Linked DNA regions of Homo sapiens: region 1 is linked to region 2. Evidence: read pairs that join two places in POLR2A ChIA-PET (ENCODE). Cell type or tissue: OCI-LY7. All regions are shown on one strand. Each heading gives the region's core, and the rest is flanking DNA. Links, peaks and the distances in the headings are about the cores only.

Region 1 (14,772 bases), core at 4,887-7,386, 58 kb before region 2:
TTATTATTCCCCCACCCCCTTTTTGGTAAGTTTTTTTTTTTTTTTTTTGAAACCATTCAAAATAGTTTTAATCGGTGTCTGAATAGAACATATTTGTTTGTTTAGAGGGAAAAGTTCAGAATTAAGCCAGCTAATATTAGTTGTAGCATGTAAAATAATTGGGGCTTTCATATCCTGAGCCCAAACAAATACTCAGAGGTTGAGTAAAGGAGCATCTGTGGTCCATAATGCTTGGCTGGAGGAAGACGTTAAGTACATTCATTCTACAGTCTGTGGAAAGCAGTGCTGTAATGGGTGGAGTCAGATAGTCCTAGGCTTAAACTTTACCTCCTTTACAATTGTGGGAAAATTATCTGACCTTTCCGTGTTTGTTTCCTTAATTGTAAAATGGAGAGAATACTAATAATTCCACTGAGCCGTTTGAAGAATTAAATGAGATAGGTTGTAGAGCACCAAATAATGCCTGTTATATATTGGGCACTTGTTAATTTTTGTTCCTTTTCCTTCTATTGATTTTTTTTTTTTTTTTTTTTTGAGATGGAGTCTCACTCTGTCTCCCAGGCTGGAGTGCAGTGGTGTGATCTTGGCTCACTGCAACCTCTGCCTCCTGGGTTCAAGCGATTCTCCTGCCTACAGGAGGATTATAGGTGTCCACCACCATACCTGGCTAATTTTTGTATTTTTAGTAGAGACAGGGTTTCGCCATGTTGGCCAGGCTGGTCTTGAACTCCTGACCTCAGGTGATCCACCCTCCTTGGCCTCTCAGAGTGCTGGGATTACAGGCGTGAGCCACTGCACCCCAGCCCCTTCTATTGATTTTTATAACTCCATCCTCTTGATTTTCCCCTCTTATTTTCCATTGGTTTGTCTTTGTTCAGTTGTTCAATTATTCCTTAAATGTTGATGTTTCTTGGCCTTCTTACATCAGGGCTGACAAATAGGTTATACTTACACTTCTGTATTACTGGCAGTTCCCTGAAAGGACTGGATTTGAAAGGATTTTGAGTGGTGTCCTACCCAGTGGGTAGGAATACTGGGATCTGCATAGGTAGGAAGGAAGGGATAACAGAACATGTGTCACATCTTTGCCATCCCTGCTGTCTTCTTCTTGGGTACTTTAACTGAGATTCATGGCTTCTACTATCACTTACATGCCGAAACATTTAAATCTCTTTATTTAGCCAAGATCTTGCCACTTGGCAGTTCTTTATATCCATCTTCCTTTTACATAGCTCCGCTTGGCATCCCACCAGCACCTCAGACTCATGATGAGGATTGAGCTTATCACTTTGCCCCAAAATATGTTCCTCCTTTTAATGTCTTTGCCAGTTTGGTGAATAGCACTAGTTATATACCTTAGTTGGAAACCCAGCAGTTAGGCCCTTTCATCTCCCTCAATACCCACATGTAGTTGTTTACCAGTACATTTTGTGCCTTCCTCTCGATTGTTCCTTCTGTAATCTCATAGTCATCTTCTCATTTCTATCCATGTTACCACAGCAGTCTCCTAACTGGCTTATTAGCCTCCAGCACTCCCATCCTCAGAGAGCCTGTCTATCTTCCAAACTGTTGAGCTAGGCTAGTGGTTTCACCTGGGGATAATTTTGCCCCGAGGGGACATTTGGCAATGTTTGGTTTTAGTTGTCATAACTAGGGTAGGGTGCTACTAGCATCTAGTGGGTAGAAGCCAGGGATGCTGCCAAGCATCTTGTAGTATTCAAGACAGTGTCAAAGAATTGTTCAACCTAAGATGTCAGTAGTGCCAAGATTGAGAAACCCGGAGCTAGCCAAATTCGTCTCCCAATTGATATACATACTATTCTCTTCTCCCACTCTCATTTTTTTTTTTTGTAAGACTTGGCTTAGATATCAGCTCTTCAGTGACCCTCCCCCACCCTTTCAGCATCACCTCAGTCTGGGTTTAGGATGCTTCCTCAATCTTCAGTGTACTCTATGCATGCCCATGTTAATAGCATTGTCCACTGTATTTTAATTTCCTGTTTTTATCATGTCAGTCATTTGGTTTTTTTTAACCTCTTCTTGACCTAAGCCCTACTCATAGCTTTGCTTGACTTAGGGCAACCAGTGTGTCAGTTCACATTTGAGTTGCTATTTGCCTAGAATGTCATCCTTAGCAAAGACATGGATAACCAGACCACGGAGTATAACTTAAGCTGGAGTGGGTTAAGGGTATACAGGCTGCTCAGTAGAAATTGTTTTAGGCAAAATTATGATGTAGATTCCTCTCTTTTGTTAGTTTATATTGTATATAACATATATAACTAATATTGTATACAGTATATTACATTTATTTTCTAACCTTTATTTGATTACAACACTGAATTCTGTAAGGATGTGCCCAGCTTTCACATAACTTGATCATGTGCTAATAATGAAAAGGAAGAAAAAAGGCCAGGCAACACTGCTTTTAACTGAAATGTGGAAACACAGTCAACATTGTTAAAACCTAGTATATTAATTAACATTTTTGTTTGTTTTGTTTTGTCACACTGACTTCTGGGTGCAGTTTAACGGCTACTTTGTACACTACTCAGGGATAACTTCCCTTTTCTGCTCTCCTCATTGGATGTTTTTCCTCTTTAACGTGCCTGACTCTCAAGGCAACTGCACCATGACTAGCACGCAGTGAGGACCAGATGTCAAGAACTTGATGTAATCTAGTAATTTTTTCTGTCTCGGATTACATTGATGAGATGGTCAGTGGTAACTCTCATATGTAGCTGTTTAATGTTTTTTAAAGAGTGTTGGAAAATACACAGGAAATAGTGAAAAATCTTTGTTAGATCATATATTCTGTGTTTGCAGTTAAACATGGACAGTTGTCTCTCATTTTCATTTCAGCTTGCCTACATGTAGCCTGTGTTGTACAGCAGAAAGATGCCAGGCAATGGTTTGCTGAGCTTTCTGTGGATATGGAAAAGGTATTCCCTTAGTTGTATGTAAACTTGGATGTTTAAAAATTAATGTCATATTTACTTATCATGAGCCTAAAATCTTGTGATGTCCACCAGGCTAAGAAGATTATTGGTTACAAAATATTAAGAAACATGGGCTGGGCATGGTGGTTTGTGTCTGTAATCCCAGCACTTTGGGAGGCCTAGGTGGGCGGATCACCTGAGGTCAGGAGTTCAAGACCAGCCTGACCAATATGGTGAAACCCCGTCTCTACTGAAAATACAAAAATTAGCTGGGTGTGGTGGCATGCACCTGTACTCCCAGCTACTCGGGAGGCTGAGACAGAATTGCTTGAACCTGGGAGGCAGAGGTTGCAGTGAGCCAAGATCGTGCCACTGCACGCGAGCCTGGGCAACAGAGCGAGACTCCGTTTAAAAAAAAAAAAAGTTTGGTAGGAAGAGTTAATGCTGATTATTTAAGTTATGTATCTCTTTTCAGTTTAGGATTAAACAGAATGGTAAACTTTTGGTTTAATTGGTTGCAAAGTAGCCTCTCATTCCCAGGATTATTTTAAAAGCTCCCTGGTAACCACTGAATACTACTGTGAACTTCTGTAACATAGCCTATCTCCTGGCAGAATGGCTTTTGCTGTGTTTCTAGCTTTTCTGCTCAAGTGTTAAATGCATTAAAATTAATCCTAAGGTTAGGTTCTACTCAGGTGGGAAAAAAATAGCTAATTTGTTAACTAGTTGTTTCAAATTTGTAGCTGCCAGTTTTTGAGCACCTTAATGTATGTGTAGTAACAGAGAATCAAAACATCTTTTGTGCACTACCCCCGATTAAGTTGTTTAAAATAATTTATACTAGAGGAGTGTGCTCTATAGTGGTATATTCCCTCATGATTAGAACCTTTATTCTTAGTATGTTTCAGTTTAAAAGATACCATCAGATGGAAGGAAATCAGCTGCAGAGATAGATAAGAATGGACAATGCACACATGCTGAAAAATGAGATGCTAGAAGGAAAATCCTAAACAGCACTGTGGTGAAAAATACTGCTTTCAAATTTATCAGGATTTAAGGACAGAGACTATTTACTGTTTTCTGAGGGTTGTGTAGTGATGTATGCTCTTTATATAAAAAATGTTGCTTGTTTTTGCCACTGAGAACTTTTCAAATATTTTCTTCTAGATTTTGGAAATAATCAGGGTTATTTTAAAACTATATGAGCAGTGGAAGAATTTCGATGAGAGAAAAGAGATGGCAACCATTCTTAGTAAGATGCCAAAACCAAAACCACCTCCAAACAGGTACTTTGTAGACTTTAATTATTGATGTCATTTAATCATATATCATACTTACTATATTTTTCTTAGATTATGTTGTTTTGTAGTTTTTAAAACATTTCTTCCAAAACTTCATGATCCATGTTAATTTTATTTTTTAAATTTGTGATTTGATTGAGAATGTCTCATTTAAAAAAATCACTAATCTGATTAGTAACTTTTCCTAATGCAGTGGAGGTATATTACAGGTATCTCTCAACATATGGTCATATACCATAAATTTAAAGCTGACAGAATTAGGTAAGTTCATCTGAAATTCAGGGCAGAATTCAGAACTATAGTAGTTTCATGTCAGTTTGATTCTGTGCCATCTTTTTTTTTTTTTTTTTTCACTGCTGGCTATTGTCCTGTTTTATAAATTTCAGTAGCAATTTTCAAAAATTTCAATGAATGATCTGATATTGTAAAGATAAAGAATTTTGGTTTTTAAGTGACCCTAAGGTCCATGGCACATAAGAATATATTTTTGCTAAAAATGAATCACCTGTGCTAAGAGGGTTTTTTTTGTTGTTATTGGGGTGTATGTGTGTGTTTTAAGTAAGATGTGTTCATTTAGTTCAGTGGTTCTCAGCCCTCACTGTGTATCAGTTCATTTGGGGCAGGGAGAAAAAGTCAGAAGGGAAATAAAGAAATGCCATCCATCTTAATTGTTTCTTTAGAAAAATGATTGTTATATAACAAGATAGATTTATGGATTGCTACTCATAAGTTAATGTTACAATTTGGAAAAAGTTAATACTTTATTCAAGGAGCTGTTTAAGGCAGTCATTCAAACAGCTACCTTTGGATGCATTTTTTGCAGAAATTCCCTGAGTGATTCTCCACTAGTGGCAGGGCCTGAAGCTGCAAGATGATGGTGGACAAGATAAGGCAATAATCCTATTGCCAAAGTTACTGGTATTTTCAGTTTTAGTTATTTTTAAGTATTCAGCATTTTTATTTTAAGTATTCAGCATTTTCCAGGAAATTACCATATTTCTTGCTGACTTATAAAGGTTTGCTGTATTTATATATGATTTTATTATGCCTTTGGACAACAGTTTTGGTTTTTTTTTTTTTTTGAAGAACACTTCTTGTTTTTCATAAATAGTAGGAATAGGATTTTATATGTAAGATTTAATTTTATAGGAAATTTGTTTAGAAGAAGCTGTAATCTCTATGTTGAGTGATACCTGTAATAACAATGAAATCCCATACCCTAATTTAAAGTTTTTGAGTATATATGGACACTAACTTCCAGAATGCTTGTTATATGTGAGGGCACAAAGTTATATAAGAATAAAAACATAAAACCAATGTTTGTTAGTCTTCTGGATTTTAATTTTTCACGTGTCTTATAATGAGGAATGTCTTTGTTTTGTATAGTTGTGCCACAGAATAATGAATTTAAAAGTCAGTAGGCTTATCAGGGTGTAAAAATGGATCTTTTAATTGGTATAAAATCTCTTTCTTCCCCATTTGAACAGTGAAGGAGAGCAGGGTCCAAATGGAAGTCAGAACTCTAGCTACAGCCAATCTTAAAACATTCCGAAGAATTCCATAGTGGACCACTTGGAAATAAACCATTGGACAGATTTCAGTAATGTCTTCAGTGGAACACAAATGAAAATGAATAGCTTGTTTCTGTCAAGCATATTGGAAAGTGATTTTATTTTTGCAAAATAAGTTTTTCTTTAATATGATTCTAGTACATAATTGATTAAAATCTCTTGATTATAAATGTTTGGAAAGGTTCTAAGGGGACCTACAGACAGACATACATAGACATTTCAAAATTAATAGCTTTTGATTAGTATAATATTTCTTAATTTGGATAATAAAAATTGTAGCTTTTTATTAAGCCAGGAAACATGAAGCATAATTTGTTTAAAATTCTCTTTGGTCATTGAGGGACCAAAAAAGGACGTAAAATTTACAGTCAATCTATGAGGGTTTTTTTCCCTCCATAAGTTTAACTTTAAAACTGTATTTAAGGAATCAAATCTTACAAAATCCTGGAAGATTTTGGTAATGATGTTGATAATTTCAGGGAAATTAATCAAGTACCTATATTGATTTAAAAGTGTATTTTATTCAGTAGTTTGAGGATCTTGCCATGGAAGATACTAGCCCAGCCTAGCAGAAAAGTGCAATATGTATAGCATACTTTGACATTTTAAACATGATAGTCCATAACCATTTTGAAATGCTGGGCAAACTACATGAAGTTATTTATAATTAATTCACAGCTAATCAGGCATTTTGAAAGCTTAATTGGATTCAAAAACCATAATGTTGGAATTTGGTAAAATTTTAATGTTGATTTTTACTGTGAAAAGGTTTTTATAAGATATACACACCCTAGTTTAATGTTGTGTCTTGGTGTGGATTTACAGATTTACTACAGGTATTCTGAACCAGGAACACAATCAGGTTTCAGGCCAGTTTGATACTGGCTGTCCTTAATTCTAATATGAGAGTAGGACATCATACTAAATGTTATGTCAGTGGGACTGTACTGTCTGTGGAACTTAGCAAATTAATCATTTTCTTCAGACTTGAAGGAGAGTGATAAATAAAATTTGGAGTCATAGGATATTGATGCACAATTTAAGGATTAAACATTTTTAATCAATTGTGGATGATGGCTTATTAAATGTTGACTTCCTAGTATAAAACTGCAAGAATAAAAGTAACTTCTCCAGCTGTATCGACTAGTGTCTTGAATTTATCTTTTTGAATTTGCCTGATGTTGTTTTTTGAGAATTCTTCTTCCTTTAGTTAAGTGTTAAAGCCTTTTATAGGTTGTCAAGGGGGTAATTTCAAATCATTACAAACAGATTTTAAATAGAAAATTTATTTCTGATGGAGCGTATCAAATGAGCTGGAAAGCGAGACTGTGTAAAGTCAGACTGATGACATATATAGGTTTCCTGGGCTTAATAAGAAAAAAAGCTCTCCTCAGGTCTGAAGGAATTAATGTTGGGCTTAGGTAAGACCTATAGTCTTTAAGTGTTTATTTTTAAAATTAATACCATGCCTCATAGTTTTGTTTTCAGTCTCTTATTGTGGAAGATTTAAAACAACATATACAGGAGTAAAGTAAGGAACCTCCATGTACCTATCATCTAGCTTCAGTAGTTATCAATTTATGGCCAATTTCATTTCATCTAAACTCCCACCCACTTTCCGTAAGTTGCCATCCCCCATCTTATTTTGAAGCAAATCCTAGATATCATATAATTTTATCCATAAATATTTCAGCATATATTCCTAAGAAATAATAGCTCTTTAAAAAAACTAAAAGTATTATTGTGCCTCAAAAAGAATTAGTAAAAATAATATCAGATTTTCAGTTATTTCACAAGTATAAAAATTGTTAGAGTTCTAGTCAGGATCTAAATAAGGATCACATATTACAATTTATTGACAAGTCTTTTGTCTTGTTATTATTTTATTTTCTTTTTTTTTTTTTAGATGGAGTCTCACTCTGTCGCCCAGGCAGGAGTGCAGTGGCGCAATCTTGTTCACTGCAACCTCTGCCTCCTGGGTTCGAGTGATTCTCCAGCCTCAGCCTCCAGAGTAGCTGTGTCTACAGGTGCATGCCACCACGCCTGGCTAATTTTTTGTATTTTTATTAGAGACAGGGCTTCGCCATGTTAGCCAGGCTGGTCAGGAACTCCTGACCTAAGTGATCTGTCCACTTCAGGCTCCCAAAGTGCTGAGATTACGGGCGTGCGCCACTGCACCCAGCCATGTCTTTTTAAATTCATGAATTCCTTCCCAGTCACATTTTTAAAATTCCTGTTTTTGGTTTGCTTGTCTACTAAGAGTCTCTCACCATCTGGATTTTGCTGATTGCATCCTTGACATGCCATTTAATGTGTTATTTTCTCCTCTATATTTTCTGTAAATTGGTAATTGAATCTACAGGCTTGATCAGATTCAGGCTTGCTTGTTTGCTTGCTTCCTTTTTTTCTGTCTTTTTTTTTTTTTTAGTAGACCACTGTACAAATTAAGTAGTGGTCTTTAATCAGGAGACATAAAGTGGCTGGGTTTCTCTATGATTTAATAGCAGCCATTGATGATATGTATTGTTTTTAAAAATCCAATATTACCATAGTTGTCCAGTATGATAGCTACTAGCCACATGTGGTTATTGAACACTTAAAACGTGGCTAGTGTGAATTGAGATGTGCTGTAAATGTAAAAATATATGTTGGGTTTCAAATAGTACAAAACAAAATAATATAAAATCTCTAATTTGTTTATAATGATTACATATTTTAAATATTTTGGATACATAGGATTAAATAAAACATTAAAATTAATTTCACTTTCTTTTTAAATTTTTTAAGTGTAAGATTTAAAATCATGTAATGGTTTGCATTAAAATTATATTGGGCCAGGTGCAGTGGCTCACGCCTGCAATCCCAGCACTTTGGGAGGCCGAGGCAGGTGGATCACCTCAGGTCAGGAGTTCAAGATCAGCCTGGCCAACATGGTGAACCCCCATCTCTACTAAAAAATAAAAAAAATTAGCCAGGCTTGGTGGCAGGTGCCTGTAATCCCAGCTACTCAGGAGGCTGAGGCAGGAGAATTGCTTGAACCTGGGAGGCAGAGGCTGTGGTGAGCTGAGATCATGCCACTGCACTCTAGCCTGGGCAGCCTGGATAATGGAATGAGACTCTGTCTCAAAAAAAAAAAAAAAAAATTCTATTGGACAGTGTTGCTGTAAGACATTATAGAGAAAATGTTAGACCCCTGTCCTGTTCTCCCTACCTCTCATTCCCATTCTCCAGAGGCAGCCACTTTCAACTTTTAGTCACTTCTCTGCTGTTTACTTCATTTCCAAGTGACAAGGTTTTAATTATAACATTTATTTGAACACTTATTAAAAATGTGCCAATTATGTTCTAAGCTCTCTGCATTTATGAAGTAAATTCTTAGAATGATCATTTTAAAAATGATGAAACTCTGGAGCAGAAATATTAAGTAATTTACCCAGTCACAGATTAACTAAGTGACAGAGCTTGGATTAGATTCTAATTCTTAGTATCTGGGCATTTGATCAGACGTGGTGGCTCACGCCTATAATCCCAGCACTTTGGGAGGCTGAGGCAAGAGGATTGAGGCCAGGCATTCGAGACCAGCCTGGGCAACAAAGCGAGACTCTGTATCTGTTTATTAAAAAATAAATAAAGCATTTTTTAAAACCTGGGCATCTAATCTCCAAATATATTAGCATATTGCCTCCTCTGCTTACAATCCCCTCATTTTTTCTTTTTAATTATAAATATTATCTAACTCTCTGCTATGGAAGATGAGGATTTTGCTTTTCATACTTCTCCCCCTATTCTCCTTCCCCAACCTGATCTTACACTGGGACTTCTACTCCTATCATCACTTAATTGTATAATTTTTTTAAATTCATATCGAATATATAAATGTACATAGATAATATTGTCTTCTATAGCATACCATGATTACATTTTCTTTCTTTTATAATATTTTTGTATCTCTGGAAGTAGTAATTGCCTTGGTTGTAATTTGTTCAACTTCATTTGTATCTTCTATTAATTGATCATCAGAATCGTTTGTCATTTTTTATTCTCCAAATCACAGGGAGACTTCTTCGAGTTCTACGGCCCTCAGTCAGGACTGACTACTGTCCAAATAACACAGTTGTCATAACAGAATTGATCATATTGGGACTTCCCTTTGTTTTCTCTTGCATTTAAGAGATATGGGGAATCCAAGTCTTTTTCTTTCACGATAGATAAGGTCTCCCTCTCTCACCCAGGTTGTAGTGCAGTGGCACGATCACAGCACACTGTAACCTTGAACTCCTGAGTTCAAGCAATCCTCCACTTCAGTGTCCTGAATAGCTAGGACTATGGGTGCACAGCTAATTTTTAAATTTTTTGTGGAAATAGAGGTCTCACTGTGTTTTCCAGGCTGGTCTCAAACTCCTGGCCTCAAGTGATCCTCCTACCTCGACCTCCCAAAGCCCTGGGATTACAGGCATAAGCCACTGTACTTAGCTGGTAATCCAAGTCTTTTAAGTAGTACCTTGTTCTGGAGAGTGCAATGGCTTCTCAAAATTCTAAGGATATTAACTTAGGTTTTTTGGTTGTTTTAAAATTTTCTTTGTTCCCTGCATTAACACTACAGGTTGAGCATCCATAATCTGAAAATCTAAAATCCAAAATGCTCCAAAATCCGAAACTTGAGTGCCAACATGATGCCACAAGTAGAAAATTCCCTATCTGATTTTATGAGATGGGTCAAAACTTTGTTTCATGCACACAATTATTTCAAAATACTGTATAAAATTAACTCCAGGCTATTTGTATTAAGTGTACATGAAATATAAATGAATTTTGTTTAGACTTGGGTCCCATCCCCAAGCTATCTCATTATATATAGGCAGATATTTCAAAATTTGAGACACTTCTGGTCCCAGCTGTTTCAGATAAGGGCTATTAAACCTGTATTTCCTTTAAGTTCCTTTTTGCTGTTTGGTTTGGTCATAGTCTTTCAAGTTAGAAGCTTGGCCGTAATTATCTCAGGATCCTTCATATTTGAGAGACACAGAGAAAGCTATCTGGAACATCTCTGTGTACATGGGTAGGACTTTTCAGTGGTGAGCTTCATTATAGGTAAGGGAACAGCAAAACATTTTCCTCAGCCTCACACCCCCAGCATTGTTTTTTAAAGGTTTTTCTTCAGGATGGGTCAGTTTTTCTGGAGAGAAATCTATCTCAGGTAGTAGGAGCTGAGCTGTCAGTTCTCAGAGACGAAATAAGGCAAGAAGCTAGCTCATTGTTCAGTATGCAGAGTTTCACTTTATCTCCTTGTTTTCAGTAAGGAGTCCACTGCCATTTCGGCCCCCAGATGTTTAGGAGTTTTCACCTGCCATCTTTACCCATTAATGTTAAATTAATGCAAACAGTAACACAAAATATCAGCTGCCTACAAACAGGTATCATATTGTACATATTCACACAGTAAGAATAGCAGCAAAGTATTAAATATTTGACATGTTATCTGATTTAATCTTCAAAACTTTACTGTGAAGTAGGAACTATTATTATCCTTATTTGGATTCACTTCAACCACATTCTGCCATTATAATACCTTATTGGCCGGGTGTGGTGGCTCACGCCTATAATCCCAGCACTTTGGGAGGCCGAGGCGGGCGGACTGCCTGAGCTCAGGAGTTCGAGAACAGCCTGGGCAACACAGTGAAACCCTATCTCTACTAAAATACAAAAAATTAGCCAGGTGTGGCCAGGCGCGGTGGCTCACACCTGTAATCCCAGCACTTTGGGAGGCCGAGGTGGGCAGATCACCTGAGGTCAGGAGTTTGAGACCAGCCTGGCCAACATGGAGAAACCCCATCTCTACTAAAAATACAAAATTAGCCAGGCGTGGTGGCAGGTGCCTGTAATCCCAGCTACTCAGGAGGCTGAGTCAGGAGAACTGCTTGAACCCGGGAGGCGGAGGTTGTGGTGAGCTGAGATCGCGCCATTGCACTCCAGCCTGGGCAACAAGAATGAAACTTCACCTCAAAAAAAAAAAAAAAATTAACCAGTTGTGGCAGTGTGCACCTGTATTCCCAGCTACTTGGGAGGCTGAGGCAGGAGAACTGTTTGAACCCGGGAGGCGGAGGTTGCAGTGAGCTGAGATGGAGCCACTGCACTCCAGCCTGGGCAAGAGAGCGAGACTGTCTCAAAAATAATAATAATAATAACTTATTAAAATTTCTCTTTTTCTTCTTATCCTTTGCTCCTGGAGAAACTTGTAGCATTAAAAAGTGGTAGTGATAAAATTATATTTTTCCATTAATAAATTGCTATTTTTGGGGACACCGAAAAATATTTTTTACTGGACGGTAGGATAAGCATTCAATTTTTTGTGTCTAATCATACAAAATTTCTCATAGATTAGCTGCTGATCCTACCTCTATCCAGTATTTCTATGGCATACACATTCTAGATAGCAAAGGGGCACATTATCTCAGAATCCAAGAAACCCCACTGAGATCATAAGCACAGAAGAAAGATTATGTGAATGAAAGAAACCTGAGATATTTTGATTAATTTAGAACTCTGAGGCTATCCACTGTTGCCAGTTTTTTCAGGACATCTTTCTCCTATTCCATTATGAAAGAGATGTAGAGTACATATAGCATTTAAAAATATAATCTGGCTTTTCTCATACATATCTGAAACTTTTGATCTACCCTTATATTATCAAAGTAAAAGTGATATTCTCCCATTACTGAAATAAACAGACATTTATTAAATGATGTAGTAAATCATATGCTGTATATTCACATTTTGAGGTCTCTGATACTACAGACCTTAATAATGGTTTTACTCATAAGAGTTTTGTTGGCATAAGGCCAGGTGCTGTGGCTCACGCCTGTAGTCCCAACACTTTGGGAGGCCAAGGCAGGGTGATTACTTGAACCCAGGAGTTTGAGACCAGCCTGGGAAACATGGTGAAACCCCACTTCTACAAAAAATAGAAAAATTAGCTGGCTGTGGTGGTATGTGCCTGTTGTCCTAGCTACTCAGGTGAGCTTCCCAGGAAGTCAAGCTGCAGTGAGCTGTGATCATGCCACTGCACTCCAGCCAGGAGACAGAGTGAGACCCTGTCTTAAAAAAAAAAAAAAAAAGACTGTTGTATAAGTCAGTGCAGTTTAAAAAGTATAATTTGTCCAGAAGCAGAGGTTGCAGTGAGCGGAGATAGCACCACTGCACTCCACCCTGGGAGAAAGAGCGAGACCCTATCTCAAAAAAAAAAAAAAAAAAAAAAAAGGCTGGGTGTGGTGGCTCACGCCTGTAATCCCAGCACTTTGGGAGGCTGAGGTGGGTAGATCACAAGGTCAGGAGATCGTGACTATCCTGGCTAACACGGTGAAACCCTGTCTCTACTAAAAATACAAAAAAAATTATCTAGGCATGGTGGCGGGTGCCTGTAATCCCAGCTACTCGGGAGGCTGAGGCAGGAGACTGGTGTCAACCCAGGAGGTGGAGCTTGCAGTGAGCCAAGATCATGCCACTGCACTTCAGCCTGGGCAGCAGAGTGAGACTCCGTCTCAAAAAAAAAAAAAAAAAAAAAAACCATATATATATATATATATATATATATATATATATATATATATATATATATATGTATATACACACATAAAATTTGTTAAATCTTTGTATCAGAATGACAACTAAAATTGTCTTTCTAAGTTCGATCTAATATAGAAGATACATTATTCTAATTTATTAACCCTTTGTTTATTTGGGTAAATAGAATACATTATCAAGTTTTTTTCTTAAAAAAAAAAAAAAAAGGGTACCAGGAATCCAAAGGTATATAGTCTTGTTCAAGTGTAGCCAAGTGGGGACAACAGTCCCTGTCCCATGCATACAAAAGGTAAAAATAAGTGCTTACCTACCAAACATATTAAATAAAATTGTCAACAATACTGTTAAAGCCTATTGTGTTCGTCTCCCTTCCCCCATTAGAAACCATTCAGAAGTAGATATTTTTATAATTTATTTATACTTACACTATATATGTCCATATGCCTAAATAATAATATATTTTGTATGTTTAAAAACTATACTGGCCAGGCATGGTGTCTCATGCCTGTAATTCCAGTGCTTTGGGAGGCAGAAGCAGTAGGATCAGTTGAGGCTAGGAGTTCGAGACTAACCTGGGCAACATAGCGAGACCCTGTCTCTACAGAAAGTGAAAAAACTATCCAGGTGTGGTGGTGCGTGCCTGTAGTCCCAGCTATTCTGGAGGCTGAGGTGGGAGGATTGCTTCAGCCCAGGAGGTATAGGTTGCAATGAGCTGTGATCTTGCCACTGCATTTCAGCCTGGGTAACAGTGAAAAAGCTTGTCTTAAAAAACAAACAAACAAACAAAAACTATACAGTATATGTTTCTGTAATTTGCTTTTTTCCCTCAACATTGTAAGAGTCATCCATGTTAATACATGTACCTCTGATTTTTCCATTTTCACTAATCCTGTCATCAGGTGTGTCTAATTGGCCATTAAACCTATCTACCTTCTATTGGGTGTTTAATTTCAGTTACTGTAATTTTGTTATCTAAGTTACTGAATATATTAATCACAGTTATTTTAAAGTCTGTGTCTGAAAACTCCAATCTGTAGATCTTCTGTGGATTTGTTTCTCTTGTCTTGTTTTTCCATTATTTCTCAATCATAAGGTCCTATTGACTGCCGTGCCTATTAATTTTTGATAGAATACCTGAAATTGTATGTGAAAATTGTAAGGTGAAATTGTATGTGAAAAATTGTAAGGAAAATTTGTGGCTGTAGCTCAGGGATCTACAAATTATGCCCCATGGACCAAATCTGACCTGCTACCTGTTTTTGTCTGGCTTTAAGAATGTTTGCTGTATGTTTAAATGATTGAAAAATAATCAAATGAAGAATAATATTTGGCAACACATGAAACATAAAATTCAAACCTAAGTGGCCATAAGTAGAGTTA
Region 2 (16,720 bases), core at 7,058-9,557:
ATTTGAACCCAGGAGGTGGAGGTTGCAGTGAGCCGAGATTGTGCCATTGCACTCCAGCCTGGGCGACAAGAGCAAAACTCCGTCTCAAAATACATACATACATACATACATACCTGCATGAATGTCAAGTAATTGAGACTGATTCAGACATCCCTGTTTTAAACTAGAATTGTAAACTCTCAGTTGACAGCTTCTTAGTAAACACATGCACAACAAGTATATTTAGTGTCTAAACGTTTTCCTGAGATATTACAGTTATCATAAATTTAAGGCTTGGCCGAGTGTGGTGGCTCATGTTTGTAATCCCAGCACTTTGGGAGGCCAAGGAGGGTGGATCACCTGAAGTCAGGAGTTCAAGACCAGCCTGGCCAACGTGGTGAAACCCCATCTCTACTAAAAATATAAAATTAGCCAGGTGTGGTGGCATGTGCCTGTAATCCCAGTTACTCGGGAGGCTGAGACAGAAGAATTGCTTGAACCCAGGGAGCGGAGGTTGCAGTGCCAAGATCGTGCCACTGCACTCCAGCCTGGGCAACAGAATGAGACTCCGTCTCAAAGAAAAAAAAAAAATTAAGGCCTAAGGTCTCTGCTGTTTACTAGTTTACTATGTATCAATTCTTTATACTCCAGTCATAAATAAGAAATTAGGTGTAAACAGTTATAGTGGTTCATATAGTGCCTGATACACAAAGGGCATTGATAAATCAATTTAAATTGTTACATTTTGTAAATGTACTCCTTAGTAAAATTTAAGACTTACACTTTTATTTTAAGTAAAACACTTAAATAGCTCTTAGAAATGTTATTCTGGCCAAGTGCGGGGCCTCACTCCTATAATCCCAGTGCTTTGGGAGGCCAAGGCGTGCAGATCACTTGAGGTCAGGAGTTTGAGACCAGCCTGGCCAACTTGATGAAACCCCATCTCTACTAAAAATACAAAAAGTTAGGCATGGTGGCGCATGCCTGTAATCCCAACTACTTAGGAGACTGAGGCACGAGAATCACTTGTACCTGGGAGGCGGAGGTTGCAGTGGAGCTGAGATCACACCACTGCACTCCAGCCTGGGAGACAGAGCAAGACTCTATCTCAAAAAAAAAAAAAAATTCTATTTTCTAGTTAAATTATCTGTTTGATAGCGTAGTTAATTTTTAATATTTTCTCACAGACTTACATGTAAAAGTCAACAAACAGACCCTTGGCCACTTGTGTGAAGTGGCTATTTAACCATGAAATAAACTCTTTTTATTGCCACTGCCCTGTGGGTATGTTCTTTCTGGCAGTGCTGTCCATATTTGGTGGCTATGCATGGAGAGCCAGGTGGTGCTGAAAAGCATCACACAGTGAAGCGTGGATATATCTTGGTTTGACATTTGTCGTCCCTTACTGCTGAAGGGAGGGGGAAAATCTGTTTTTCCATATGTTTATGCTTTATTTTGCCTGCAGTTTTGTCCAGATGGTCTTATGAACATTGTTTACTTTGGGATGCCATCCCAGATGTTTTGAAAACTGTTGGATAAATGTGGCACACAGATACATTTGCATATTATGGTTTTTAAAATGTTATGTGTCTTTGCAAGATTAAAATATAATTTATTTCTAGGAGTATTTTCCCAAGTGAATAATGTGTCTGTGTATATATGTATTTTTTAATGTTTTTTAAAACAGGCCCAATAGGCGTCGTGTATATATATTTCATAAGTATATAAAACATATATAGTTATTATCTATAGGTTATTTCTTCCAGCCATTCTGTTTTCATGTTAATAAGCTAAAAAATATTGTGGCAACATTTATTAAGAATGTTAAGTCTGCTTCATGTTTTGGAAGAAGCCAAAAAAAAAAAGATATTTTTGAGGAGTCATATTTGTTTAGGGTTGCATATACCCAAATCTGTAAGAATCTTGACCTACTGTCTTTTATAATTCTTCTCATTGTACATAAATCACTGAAGAGAATTTAGGTGGTAAAATGACAATGAATTTATAATCAGAAGATTATCATTGTGACCTTGGGCATATCACTTAACCTGTTGGAGACTGAGTTTTATAAATGTAAAATCAGAGTTAACAGCCTGAAAAAATTGAGTAATGCTTGGATTTAATTTCTCTCTCATCTTAAATCTCTCAAAAATCACTATGAAACCACCTTTTGGCAACAGCAATAATGAGAGTCTGAACCCATCCTATTCTAGGTTCTATTTACAGTCTCAGATATAAACAAGAAGCAGACTGTTCTGTCTGTAAACCCAGCCAGCATCCATATCAGGGTTCCTCTTGTTTGTGTAGTGCTTCTTAAGTACTGACTGGCTTTTTTCATTTGCTTTTATATTCATTTGAAAACTACCTGGCCTCTTCCCCCTTTTCTTTTTTCCATGCCTGGTGTTTGTACTTCAGTGACCCACTTCATTGATTGTGCTGGCCTTTGCCCCCAAGCTCTAGTGTGGGGTTTATTATTTATTATAATATTTGGAGGACAGGAAAAGAGACCTATCTTGCTAGTTCTTTTCTGCTTTACCTCAGGATTCTGGAGTTGGGAGTTAAAAATAGCTCCTTAATATCTGAACACATTCCAATAACAACCAATAACATTTAAAGAATAAAAAAAACAGGAATAGGGGGAAACCAGTTAATAGCGTTTATAAAAACTATTGTAGCACAGGATAAAAGTTGTTAGAACTTAAAGAAAACTTTTTTCCATGAAATAGGTTTGCTTAATGAAAGAAACATCTTCTGCTGGGCGCGGTGGCTCACACCTGTAATCCCAGCACTTCCTGCTCCTTAGAACAGGGCCACTCCCACTCGGGTTCATCTCCTTTAATGTTGTTTACAGAAGTGGGGCAGGTGTCATAATTTATTTCCTCTTAAGAACTTGTCAGAGACGTAAGAAGCTAACCCACTAGTTCTGCTGTTTAATCTTGCAGATTTTTATGTGTTTCGAATTTTTATTATGAACAGTCCCCCCAGTGCTGTACCCCTTTGGCAGGAAGAGCAAGAGTAAGAGATGTTCCCCTATTTCCATCAATCAGCCAAATATTTATAAGTTAATTAGTAATGCAAGGCAGCATGTCAGTATTAGGTGAAAAAAACATGTAATTGTAAAGAACTATAAAATCTAAGGGCTGGCTGGCTACGGTGGCTCACACCTGTAATTCCAGCACTTTGGGAGCCCGAGGTGGGTGGATCACTTGAGGTCAGGAGTTTGAGACCAGCCTGGCCAACATGGTGAAACCTCTTCTCTACTAAAAAAAAAAAAGAAAAAAAATACAAAAATTAGCTGGGTGTGGTAGTAGGTGCCTGTAATCTCAGCTTCTTAGGAGGCTGAGACACGAGAATCACTTGAACCTGGGAGGCGGAGGTTGCAGTGAGCTGAGATTGCACCACTGCACTTCAGCCTGGGCTACAAAGTGAGACACTGTTTTTTAAAAAAGAAAAAATCTGAGGGCTGAAAGGAATTTAAAAGAACATCTAGTTAAAACTAAAGCATTTCAGAACTTGGGAATTTCTTATCAAACTTCAAATTATCATAATTTTGATTCAGAGAGTAATCTGCTAAATACATGTAGTCAACCATGTCAGTAAATGTTAGGAATTGTTCTTTGTTTTCATATTAGTAAACATGAACTGATAATATAATTTTCTTTTTTTCTTTTGAGACAGAGTCTCACTCTGTCACCCAGACTGGAGTGCAGTGGCATGATCTCAGCTCACTGCAACCTCTGCCTCTCAGGTTCAAGTGATTCTCATGCCTCAACCTCCTGAGTAGTTGGGACTACAGGCTTGCACGCACCACCACGCCCAGCTAATTTTTGTATTTTTAGTAGAGACGGGCTTTCACCATCTTGGCCAGGCTGGTCTTGAACTCCTGACCTCAAGTGATCCACCTGCTTCAGCCTCCCAAAGTGCTAGGATTACAGGCCTGAGGCACCGTGGCCAGCCTAATATAATTTTCAAATCTGCATTAATTATACAAATCTGTAAGCACAAAACATGCACTTATGTGTCATATACTTAGGTATTTTACTTTTTGTATTACAGTGTGGTTCTGTTTATTTTTAAAAAACTTTTAATATGAACATTTTCAAATTCACAGAAATGTTGCAAGAATAATACAAAAATTGCCACTATAGGATGGTGATTTTCCTAATTCTGTCATTTCTTCTATTAGCTGGCATTCTCTTATAAGGAAGTCTCTTCCCTACTTTTTCTCATTTAAAAAATCTGTTACCAATTCAGATTCATTCTGTGAATAATAATCTATTATACTACCCTTACTTATTTTTATGATCAAATTATCTGAATTGAACGAGCTGGTCAAAATCCCTGTGTATTTTGACTTATTCCCAATCACACATTTTGAGCACTTCCTTACTCTCTGGCATGGCAAAATGTTATGGGTTCATTTTGCATCTTTGCTACCCTGGGTTAAGAATCAGCCTTTTCCCCTAGACGTCCTTATTTCTTTTCATGGGTAATGGTATTTAGAAGTTAGACCTTTTCTACTTGTTCTCGACTGTTCTTTTACATTTAGTTTTTTAATTCATCTGCAATTTATTCTGTAATATAGTGTGAGGTGCAGATCTGTATACTAAAGTTTAAATTAATTCCTCTAGCAATAAAATATAAAACCAAAGATAGTTGTGTTTATATTCTTCCCCTTCAGGAACACTGATTCAGGGAGATAATCTTATTTAAATTTAATTTTAAATAATGTATATAAATTATGTTAAGTGACATATTTATCTTTACATCTTGTGTCAGTTATTTTTTCTCTAACTTGTAGGTGCATTTTCTAGAATCATGAAACTTTGTGAAGAAAAATGTGAAACAGATGAAATACAGAAGGGAGGAAAATGCAGAAATTTATCTGTAAGAGGAATTACAAATTTAGGAAATACTTGCTTTTTTAATGCAGTCATGCAGGTAAGAGTCATCAGAAAGCTTTGTAATATGTAAAAGATTCTCTTAATTTATGTAGTCATTGGCTCACCTGTAGACTGTCAAATGACTGCTAAATGTTCCTCTAGAAATTTCTCTGTTTTCCTTTTGTTTACGCTATCTTGGGCCATCACCATATGTATACATGTACCTTATTTTCACACAGGGCTTCTGAAAGGTCTTCTGTGTATTTTACCATGGCTCTATCGGTAATAGTGACCTTTACTAAATGTAAAATGTACTCAACTAAATCTTAATATTTTTTGAAATAGACACTTTTGCTATGCTAGATGAAATTTGAGAGTGTATTCCATAAAATCAGAGGCATATTTTAACTGAATCTGAAGACTTTAATTTTGTTTTCTTTTAGAACTTGGCACAGACTTATACTCTTACTGATCTGATGAATGAGATCAAAGAAAGTAGTACAAAACTCAAGATTTTTCCTTCCTCAGACTCTCAGCTGGTGAGTAATAACTGTTTGAATAATAGCTGCTTTCAGATGAGCCACTGATGTTACCAAAATCTCTTTTCCTAATTCGCAGATCAGTCAACTAAGATAGTAGCCAGGGGGCTTAAAAATAATTTAAAAGCATTCTGTGAAAATAATCAGATTTAAAATTTCTAAAATCATAACTTTAAGGTATGTTATGGTTCCAATATGCCATGGATCAAATAATAAAAAGATATCAAGGCAGCTTTAAAATAAACATACTGGAAGAAACAAAAGAGGTGTGACTTCTATTGAGCAAAATGCCTATAACCCCTATTTTGTAGTTTCTGGTGACATTTGTTTAAATTTAGCATTTTTGTTCTTTAAAGAAAGATGAAATTTTAATAGTGAGCATCTAAAGGTTTTTTTTTTGAGACGGGGTCTCGCTCTGTCGCTGGAGTGCAGGCTGGAGTGCAGTGGCGCGATCTCAGCTCACTGCAAGCTCCGCCTCCCGGGTTTATGCCATTCTCCTACCTCAGCCTCCTGAGTAGCTGGGACTATAGGCGCCCGGCTAACTTTTTTTTTTTTTTTTTTTTTTTGTATTTTTAGTAGAGACGGGGTTTCACCATGTTAGCCAGGATGGTCTTGATCTCCTGACCTCGTGATCCACCCGCCTCGGCCTCCCAAAGTGCTGGGATTACAGGCGTGAGCCACCACGCCCGGCCACATCTAAAGGTTTTTTGAAGCCTAGCCTGATGATAGATTTTTAAGCTAGTGAGAAAGATGAAAAAAAGAGCAGCCCCTGATATTCAGAAGCTGGCCTGGCACCAACAGTTAGGCCATGTTATTCAGATAATCCCACAGAATAACAATCTGATAGTAGGTTTCTCTGAGACTACGATGAAATAAGACAAAGCAAGTCCACTTCATGATTTTGTCTAAAACAAGATCACTTTGCCATTTAGAAAATCTGAAACACCCTCCTTCAGCCAAAATGAGAAATGAAGGAATGCTACTTTACTAGTTAGAGATTTATCCTCATTTTAGTCTCCCCCACCAACTGCCACAATATGTAAGATTTATTGAGATGTCCCATGATAGAATTAGCCTCGCTTTCTGAGGGCATTCACTCTAGAGTAAACCTCTGCTTCCTGAAACCCACCTTCAGGTTATTCAACCAGAGCCTAAATCCTGGGTAGGTTCTTTACAGCACTCTCTTACTAGGACACCCTGTGGTTCCCCATGCTGCGTGATCTCCCTCACTGCCACAAGTAATAAACCCACCTAGTTCAACGATAGGTGTGTTTCTGATGGACTTTGGCTGGGAGGTGTTGATACTAGTAAGGATAATTTTAGTGAGAAATTGATCAGCCTGTGTGTGTGTGTTTGTGTGTGTGTGTAAGTGTGTAAGTCAGAGTATATGTATAGCTCATGATCTGACTTTTGAAAACAATTAAAGAGTTCTAAAAATGCTTAGCCCTCTAAACATGCTTAGTAATCTTAGATTGTTTTTCCCAGTAGGCACTTTTGAAAGACAGTATTGTTTTATATATATATCTTTGAAAGACAGTATTATTATATATATAACATACTGTTATATATATATAATAACCTCCTTTTTATATATATATTTACATGTAAATGTTTACCATATATATATGTATATATAGTCGAAAAGCAGCCTGTAAACATTTGTTCAGCCCCTTAAAAATTTAATGATAGATTCCAATGCCCTATTCTAAATAAAGTGTAGTGAGATCCTTAAAACTACTAAAGGGAAGTTATTGCCTAGTCATTTAAAAAGACCTGTTAAATGTGATTTCCTGTTAAATGCGATTGGATGTTGAGTTTAAATATTTGACATGCAGAGCTGTGTTTCAGGATTACTATATGGCAATTAGATACTGTAGTTAATAACTTTAGGTTTGTATCATTCTAACAGGGTAATTTTGAATCTTATATCTTAGGTTTTTAGGGCATAAAGTTGACCTGAGCTGTGGCACTGTTCTTTGAGTTGGTTACTGCCCTTTGAATCACCAGTTTATCTTTGTCTTTTGTCTATATACCGTTTATTTTTTTATTTTTATTTTTTTACCTTATTGTGCTGGCTCAGAGCTCCAGTAACATGTTGAATAGAGATGATGGGAGCAGTCAGCCTTGCCTTAATCCCAAAATTAGGGGAACAAACATTCAGCCTTCTCCCATTATTACATACGAAGGTACGATTTTCAGAGGTGTTCTTTGTAAGCTTGAGGACATTCCTTTCTATTGCTAGTTTTCTGAAAGTTTTATCGGAATGGATGTTGAATTTTGTCAAATGCTTTTCCCACATCTATTGAGATGATCATATGGTTTTTCTTCTTTATTCTGTTAATGTGGTGAATTACACTGATTCCTTTTTCAAGTGTTAAACCTATCCTGTATTCTTGTTACAAACCCCAGTTATGATATGCTTATATGCTGCTGGATTCAATTTAATATTTATGCGCATATCAACAGTGTGTGTGGAAAACTTTTTATTTAATGAAAATATTCTTTAAAATGTATATTATGAGTGTATAACTTGATGAATTTTCACAGCTAACACACTTGTGTAACTAACACCTTGCTCAAGTAACATTACCAGCATCTGGAAGGCCCCTTCAACTCCCCCCCACATTCACTACTTCCCTAACCCACATGAGTAACCACTAACCTGGTTTCTAACAGGATAGATTAGTTTTGCCTGTTTTAATACTGCATATAAATGGAATCTTACTATATACATTATTTTGCATTTGGCTTCTTTCTGTCAACATTATGTGTGAAATTCATCCTTCTTGCGTTTTCAGCAAACTTTTGTTTTCAAAGTTTAAGTGTATTTTTTATTTTTATTTTATTTATTTTTTGAGATGGAGTCTTGCTCTGTCACCCAGTCTGGAATGCAGTGGCACGATCTCGGCTCACTGCAACCTCTGCCTCGTAGGTTCAAGCAGTTCTCTTGCCTCAGCTTCCTGAATAGCTGGGACTGTAGATGCGTGCCACCACACCCAGCTAATTTTTTTTTTTTTTTTTTTTGTATTTTTAGTGGAGACAGGGTTTTGCCATGTTAGCCAGGCTGGTCTCAAACTCCTGACCTCAAGTGATCCACCTGCCTCGGCCTCCCAAAATGCTAGGATTACAGGCGTGAGCCACTGCGCCAGGTCTAAATGTACTTTTTAAAACTAAGGTTATTTCCTCATCTCATTCTGAAGGTTTTTTATTCTGTCTAAAAAATATTTTCATTGAGAAAAGGGAAGTGCAACTTGGTACTTGAAGTTTAAAATTACCTTAGATTTTACTTTTGACCCTTGAGGTAACTTTCAGTTAACATGGCAGAAAACACTTTAAAAAAAAATAGACTTTATTTTTTAGAGCAGTTTTAAGTTTACAGCAGAAGAGAAAACACTTTTTTTTTTTTTTTTGGAGACAGTCTCATTCTGTCACTCACACTGGGGTGCAGTGGTGCCATCATGGCTCATTGCAGCCTGGGCTTAAGGGATCCTCCCACTTCAGCCTCCTGAGTAGCTCGGACTGCAGGCACGTGCCACTACACTTGGCTAATTTTTAAATTTTTTTTGCAGAGACGGAGTCTCCCTATGTTGCCCAAGCGGGCCTTCCACTCTGGGCTCAAGTGATCCTTCCACCTTGGCCTCCCAAAGTGTGGAGGTTACAGATGTGAGTCATGGCATCCAGCCCAGAAAAGCACTTTTGACATTCAAAAGCTATGGAAGGCCGAGCACCATGGCTCATTCCTGTAATCCCCTAGCACTTTGGGAGGCCGGAGTGGGAGGATCACTTGAAGCCAGGAGTTTAAGACCAGCCTGGGCAACAAAGTGAGACCCCCCCTCTACCCCCGTCTCTACAAAAATTTTAAAAATCAACTGGATATGCTGGCATTCATCTGTAGTCCCAGCTGCTCAGGAGGTGGAAGCAGGAGGATCACTTGGGTCCAAGAGTTTGAAGTTACAGTGAGCTGACCGCACCACTGCACTCCAGCCTGGGTGACAGAGTGAGACTTCGTCTAAAAAAAAAAAAAGAAAAAACACAAAAGTCTGTCTTGAGTCCTCTGTAATTTTGACTGGGTGTGGTGGCTCATGCCTGCGATCCCAGCTACTTGGGAGGCTGAGGCGGGAGGATTGCTTGAGCCTTAGGAGTTCAAGACCAGCCTGGGCAACCCTGTCTCTTTAAAAAAAAAAAAAAAAAAAAACTATGGAAAATTATAGCCTGTCCTTTCTGTGATTATAGTGGATTTTTAAGGATAGTTGTTATAAAATACATATGTAACAGTTATTTCATGAATATAGGAATAGGACAATATATTCAATAGTTATCTTGGAAGATAACATTCTTTTTTTTTTTTTTTTTTTGAGACGGAGTCTCGCTCTGTCGCCCAGGCCGGACTGCGGACTGCAGTGGCGCAATCTCGGCTCACTGCAAGCTCCACTTCCCGGGTTCACGCCATTCTCCTGCCTCAGCCTCCCGAGTAGCTGGGACTACAGGCGCCCGCCACCGCGCCTGGCTAATTTTTTGTATTTTTAGTAGAGACAGGGTTTCACCTTGTTAGCCAGGATGGTCTCGATCTCCTGACCTCATGATCCACCCGCCTCGGCCTCCCAAAGTGCTGGGATTACAGGCGTGAGCCACCGCGCCCGGCCGGAAGATAACATTCTTTAATGTCCCAAGTTTATATTTGGGATCTGCTTTCTATTCCTTGTCCTTTAGGAGAAAGTGTTATTGGTGGGGATAGTACTTTAGAAACCAGATTTCGAGGGGAAAAAAATTCTAGAATTAAATGGGTTAATCCTTCACCCAATGTTAGCTGCTTTTGTCAAGCTTTATGTCTCTCCCCTTTAAAAGAGGGAGATGTTATGCTGATTTTGTTACATGATTCCACATTATTACTTTACTAGTAAAATATTTGGGGAAAAGAAAGGTGTATAATCCTACATTATACACAAATAATCATACATTATTTACTAGCAAATAATGTATGATTATTCGTGGAGTGGTACAAACATTAAGTAGATTAGTGATTTTATTTATAGGAGAGTGCATTAAAGGACAGTGACAAGCAACTAAAGATTGGTGATATCATTTGATCTAATAGTTTTATTAAGCAAAGGGCAGAGGATATGAAAATACCTGTGTTTTTCAAGGCAGGTATTCTGTTTTCCATTTTTATATATTTTATTTATGAAATAATAAAGTTTCTTAATACAATTGAGGCAATTTAGTTGGTGTTATTTAAGCAGAGTGTAACTCACAGATTTTTAATATGTTATTTTTAAATTGTACATTTCTGACATAGAGTTGATCATGTTTTTAAAGGACCCATTGGTGGTGGAACTTTCAAGGCCTGGACCACTGACCTCAGCCTTGTTCCTGTTTCTTCACAGCATGAAGGAGACTGAAAAAGGACCACTTTCTCCTAAAGTTCTTTTTAATCAGCTTTGTCAGAAGTGGGTGCATCTACATTTAATATAAATAATTATGAGTTACAAAATACTAATGTATTCATCATTTAACATGAATAGTCGTTTTTACTGTAACTTTGCTCTTATTGCCCTGACTATGAAGAGAACTAAAATTTGTTACAGCTCTATGCTTTATGAAAATTATATCTCAGTCCTCAGAAGAAGCAGCTTATCCTCATATATAAGGAAATGGAGACACAGAAATTAAATGGCTCACCTAGTCTGAGTGAAAAGCTGAGAATCAAATGGAGATCTGTCCTGACTTGGATGCCTATGTTGTAATACCATAAAGTGAGAAAACCATAGAGTTGTAAAATCTAGAAAGTACCGTAAGATAACATCTAATCTAGCTTTCTTATTTTAAAAGATGAGCTGTGAGGCAAATAGAGTTTAAGTGAATTTCTCAAGGTATTACAGTATGTTTAAAAACCAAATCCTTATGTGCCTGGAAATAAACACATAAAGGATCTGACTTGACTTTAATGCATTCATGTATTCATTTATATAAAAAATTGAGAGCTTGCTTTTTATGAGGTACTTGCTACAATTCAGGGGTACACAACATATATTGCGTCACAAATGCACCCTGTCCTCATGGAACTCACAAGCTAGTCCAGTCCACAATTACTAAAATATGTAGAAGGAAAATTATTTGAATATGAGCTTGTGTTTTTGTATATCTATAGACTTTAAAATCTCATTTTAATTAAAACTAGTAATGAATGCCATGATATTTTAAATATAGTCCAAAATAGAGGGCTTAGTGTATGTTTCATTTGGTTGGCAAATGATGTTTCTTCAAAGCCTGAGGACCAAAAAAACCTGCAAAATTCTCAGAGGCATGAGTGTCTCACAGAGTTAAAAAGTTTTTAGCACAGCCATAATAAAGAATGAAATCATATTCTTTGCGACAACATGGATGCAGCTGGAGGCCATTATTCTAAGTGAATTAATGCAGGAACAGAAAACCAGATACCACATGTTCTCATAAGTGGAAGCTAAACATTGGGTACTCATGGACATAAAGATGGCAACAGTAGAGAGTGGGGATTACTAGAGGTGGGAGAGATTGAGGGAGGAAGGGTTGAAAAACTAACTATTCGGTACTATGCTTAGTACCTGAGTGACGGGATCATTCGTACTCCGGACCTTTGCATCACACAATATACCCAGATAACAAACCTGCACATGTACCCCTTGAATCTAAAATAAAAGTTGAAATTAAAACAAAAAAAGTTACTAGGTCATTGTATGCTTTAGAAATTTGTTTCTGACTTTGCCAGAAATAACTTGTTTTGTATAGTTTTCTTCCTGGTTATAAAGGTTTATTAACATTTTAAAAATTACTATTAAAATAATGGGCACTCATAGATAAAAATTCAAACTCCTCTCTATCTTTACTCCTCAGAAGTAACTATTATCTGATTCTTTCCAAAAGTGATCATACATACACAGACATATGCAAATTTTTTGCAACTTGCTTGATATATTTTATACATCTTTCCATGTTAGCACATGTGTGTATAACTTACTCAGTTTTGTATGAATACACTGTACTTGCGGAAGTACATCTGTAGGATAAATTCTTAGAATAACTAGATCAAACATTATTTGAAGATTTTTATGTATTTTTTGTATTTTTTAGGAGACAGGGTCTCGCTCTGTGCCCAGGCTCAAGTGCAGTGGCCCAATCATAGTCGAATTCCTGGGCTCAAGCATGCCTCCCTGCTCAACCTCCCAAGTAGCTGGGATTACAGGCATGAGCGTCATCCATGCTTGGCTGAAAAGTTTTAAATTGCCTTTTTTTTGTTTGTTTTATGGCGTTTACTTTTAAAAGAAGTATACATTAGACAAATATATTTTTTTAAAATCAAGTAAAGATTTAAGCCACATGTGTTTGGGTTTATTTCTGAACTATATTCTGTTTCATTGATCTACATGTCTTGTCTTTACCCCAAAGCCTACACTGTCTTGATTACTGTAGCTTCATAGTAAGTCTTGCAATTGAGTAGCATAAGTTCTCAAATTTTGGTCATCCTTTTCAAACTATTCTAGGTCCTCTTTTTTTTTTTTGAGACGGAGTTTCGCTCTTGTTGCCCAGGCTGGAGTGCAATGGTATGATTTTGGCTTACCACAGCCTCCACCTCCTGGGTTCAAGCAATTCTCCTGCCTCAGCCTGGGATTACAGGCGCCCGCTACCACACCCGGCTAATTTTGTATTTTTACTAGAGATGGGGTTTCTCCATGTTGGTCAGGCTGGTCTTGAACTCCCAACCTCAGGTGATCTGCCCACCTTGGCCTCCCAAAGTGCCAGGGTTACAGGCGTGAGCCACTGCGCCTGGCCGGTCCTTTGCTTTTTTATGTAAATTATAGAATCAGATTGTCAGTTGGGATTGTTTTGAATGTGTAGATCAATTTGGGGAGAATCAACATCTTAACAATGTTGAATCTTTTCATGTATGATATCTTACCAGTTTTCTAGGTCTTTGATTTTTCTCATCAAGGGTGTATAGTTTTCAGCATACAAATCCCGCACATATTTTGTTAGATTTATCTTAAGAATTTCATGTTTTTATGCTATTTATTGTAAATGGTACTCTTTTTAAAGAATTCAATTTCCAATTGTTCATTGTTAATATACAGAAATACAGTTGATTTTTGTATGTTGACCTTGTTTCTTGCTACCCTACCCAACTTGCTTTACTAGTTCTCTTAGCTTTATGTTGATTCGTTGGTATTTCCTATGTAGACAATGTCATTGGCAAATGAAGATTGTTTTCTTTCTTTCCAATCTGTATCATTTTATATCTTTTTCTCATTTTATATCACTGTCAGGGACAACCAATACATATTGCAATAGGACTCTTCTTGGAAAAAAAATGAAAAAGGACCACCAATACAATGTTAGAATGGTGAAATAGGCATCTTGCCTTATTCCTGATATTAAAGGGAGAGCATGCAGTCTTTCACACGTAAGTGTGATAATAACTATAGAGTTTTCATACATGCCTTTTATCAGGTTGAGGAAATTCCCAATTATTCTTAGTTTTTCTTTTTTCTGAGAGTTCTTATTAAGAAATGGATTTTTTAAAAATGCTTTTTCTGTATCCAAATAATCTTTTTTTTTTTTTTTTTTGTCTGTTGGAATAGTAAATTGTATTGGTGGATATTCTGGCTAGCTTTAGTAAGGTATATGTGACATAAAATAAATTGTACATATTTAAAGTGTACTACTGGGGCCAGACACAGTGGCTCATGCCTGTAATCCCAGCAGTTTGGGAGCCAAGGTGGGAGAACTGCCTGAGGCCAGGAGTTTGAGACTAGCCAGGACAACATAGGGAGACTCTATGAAAAAAAAATTAGCCAGAGGTGTGATGGTGCACACCTGTAGTCCCAGCTACTCTAGAGGCTGAGGTAGGAGGATCACTTGAGCCTAGGAGTTTTGAGTGTTCAGTGAGCTGTTAATGTCATTGCACTCCTGTCACCCCTGTCTCTCTAAAAAATAAAATATACTATTGGATAAGTTTTGACATATCTATACACTTTGTGTATGTGTGTGTGTGTGTGTGTGTGTATATATGTATATATACATACATTCATTCAATGTAATGAATGTATCCATCACCCCCCAAAGTTTTGTTGGGCCCCTTTATAATCCCTTTCTCTAGAACCTCTCCCCTAAACTCCATCCCTGGGTGGTATACCCCTTACCTGTTTTTTTTTTTGTTGTTGCAATAGATTAGTTTGCATTTTGGGGAATTCTATAGAAATGGAATCATACAGGGTGTACTCTTTTTTTATCTGACTTCCTTCACTTGGCATAATTTGTGGTTTATTCATATTGTGTGTACATGAACCAGTCTCTTGAAGTTTCTGTTATAGTGGTGATTATCACACACTTTGACCACTTGTGATGAGCCTTATTTGGGAGCAAGGTCTTCAACTTTGTGGTTTTTGTTTGTTTTATTTGGTTTTCTGCTTCTGCATTAGTTCACTTAGGGTGATGGCTTTCAGCTGCTTCCATGTTGCTTGCTGCAAAGGATATGATTTTGTTCTTTTTTATGGCTGTGTAGTATTCCATGGTGTATATGGACCACATTTTCTTTATCCAATCCACCATATATGGGCACCTAGGTTGATTCCATGTCTTTGCTATTGTGAATAGCACTGTGATGAACATAGAAGTGGATTAAATTTCTTTTTCTTGACAGTCTCCTAATTTATGCTTGTACATATATTTTTCTCTCATGCCTTGAGGTTTTTAAAAGTCCTCTCCTCTTTCTCATGGCAATACTTTTACTAAAGTACATTTCCTGGGAATCCTTAGGGTTCCCCTTATTTTGAATAGGCTGAATATTTTCATATGTTTGGTGATTTTTATCTTTTAATCCTTTAATAGGTTTGAAAGTCTCTCTTGATATGGGTAGCTCAGATAGGCTCCATCATAGAGTCTAGAAATCATCCTATGATTTTTTTTTGCCCATTCCTAGGTTAAAAAAAAAAAAAAAAAAAAAAAACAAATCTAAGTTTATTAAATTTTCTTCAGTGGTTTAGAAGGCAGTAAATAGTTTTTGCATTGGTTGAGAAGGAGCTATAGGCAGAGACATGGTGGAGGCAGTTTCTCTTTGTTCAGGAATGATTTCCTCCTTGTGTGTCTGCTTTGAAAGCCATAAACTGCCCCCTCCTCCTACCTACCACTTGGCTAGTGAAGATCTCTGAGGGATTCTCCTGTTCCCTCCTCTAGTCATCTGCTACTTCACTGGCCTTCCTTGGAGTATACAGCATAAGTATAGGGTTCTGCAGTTTCTGCCTCTCCTGATGCCAGCTGTGGAGGTCCAAATAGGATTAGAATATGTGTCCATCTTGGTTTCTGTCCTCATCTCTAATCTAGGAGGTGGGTTCTGTCCACCAAGTGCAGGTAGGGAAGCCCATCAAGGTAATAAAGTATTGTCAGCATGTTGCTATGTGCTGCTAGTTAGCAAGAATGTCTGGAGTGGTGTTTCCTCTTACAGGCTGGATTGATGACCGGTTAATGTTTTAGCAGTCAGGGACTCACTTTCTTTGTATTATTAGGATTAATATTTATCCTGAGATAATGAAGAATAATGCTGAAAGTACTGCACTTGGCCGGGCGTGATGGCTCATGCCTGTAATTCCAGCACTTTGAGAGGCTGAGGTGGGTGGATCATTTGAGGTCAGGAGTTCGAGACCAGCCTGACCAACATGGAGAAACCCCACCTCTACTAAAAATACAAAAATTAGCCGGGCACGATGGCAGGTGTGGCCAGCAACTGTAGTCCCAGCCACTCAGGAGGCTGAGGCAGGAGAATTGCTTGAACCCAGGAGGCGGAGGTTGCAGTGAGCTGAGATTGTGCCACTGCACTCCAGCCTAGGTGACAGAGTGAAACTCCATCTCACAAAAATAAAAATGAGATAATAATTAAAAATAATTAAGTACTGCACTCTGTCAAAAGACCTGTAGTTATGTTAGTGGCACTTAGCTTGTTCTTCGATTTTCTCAAGCATAAAGTAGAACTTATATTAATTATAAATTCCTGAACAGTGCTGTTTTGTATATCACATGAGATATGTTGTAAATATCATAAATAGTTGTAAATGTGTCTTCTACTATAATATATTCTAATTATTTTGTATTTTGACAGAATTATTTCTTCATCTTAGGTCTGAACACTTTCTAGATTTAATACTTGTCTGCACTTAAGGCAAAATGTTCATTTTAGCATAGAGTTTACTGTAGGTTACTTTTTAAAGTTACTGAAATCAACCAAATATTTCCTATGTCAGTGTCTCCATGAATAGTACCTGATCTTTCTATTAAGTTAATACAGAGGAAATT

Evidence for each region. Peaks named below come from ENCODE experiments on the same cell type or tissue, not always from the same donor. Only the 100,000 strongest peaks of a DNase experiment are listed, where the experiment ranks them.
Region 1: POLR2A ChIA-PET joins it to region 2 with 13 read pairs; 6 of 35 experiments call an interaction of 5 or more read pairs at or near these places.

Annotation. Positions count from the first base shown.
Region 1 is chr6:99,534,565-99,549,336 of GRCh38, reverse strand. It overlaps CCNC (cyclin C), which reads left to right. Exons shown (of 12, transcript NM_005190.4): 10 at 2,863-2,942; 11 at 4,107-4,225; 12 at 5,728-6,950. The coding sequence ends at 5,782. It also overlaps the pseudogene TSTD3. Among named protein-coding and RNA genes, the nearest start is that of USP45, 27 kb to the right of the region's middle. In OCI-LY7, for the core only: no CTCF peak of the experiment used is centred there; no DNase peak of the experiment used is centred there.
Region 2 is chr6:99,476,881-99,493,600 of GRCh38, reverse strand. It overlaps USP45 (ubiquitin specific peptidase 45), which reads left to right. Exons shown (of 18, transcript NM_001346022.3): 6 at 4,781-4,920; 7 at 5,306-5,401; 8 at 10,718-10,848. Among named protein-coding and RNA genes, the nearest start is that of USP45, 30 kb to the left of the region's middle. RefSeq lists a silencer at 8,277-8,416. In OCI-LY7, for the core only: no CTCF peak of the experiment used is centred there; DNase peaks (open chromatin) are centred at 8,349 and 8,860; H3K4me3 peaks cover 910 bases; H3K27ac peaks cover 1,233 bases.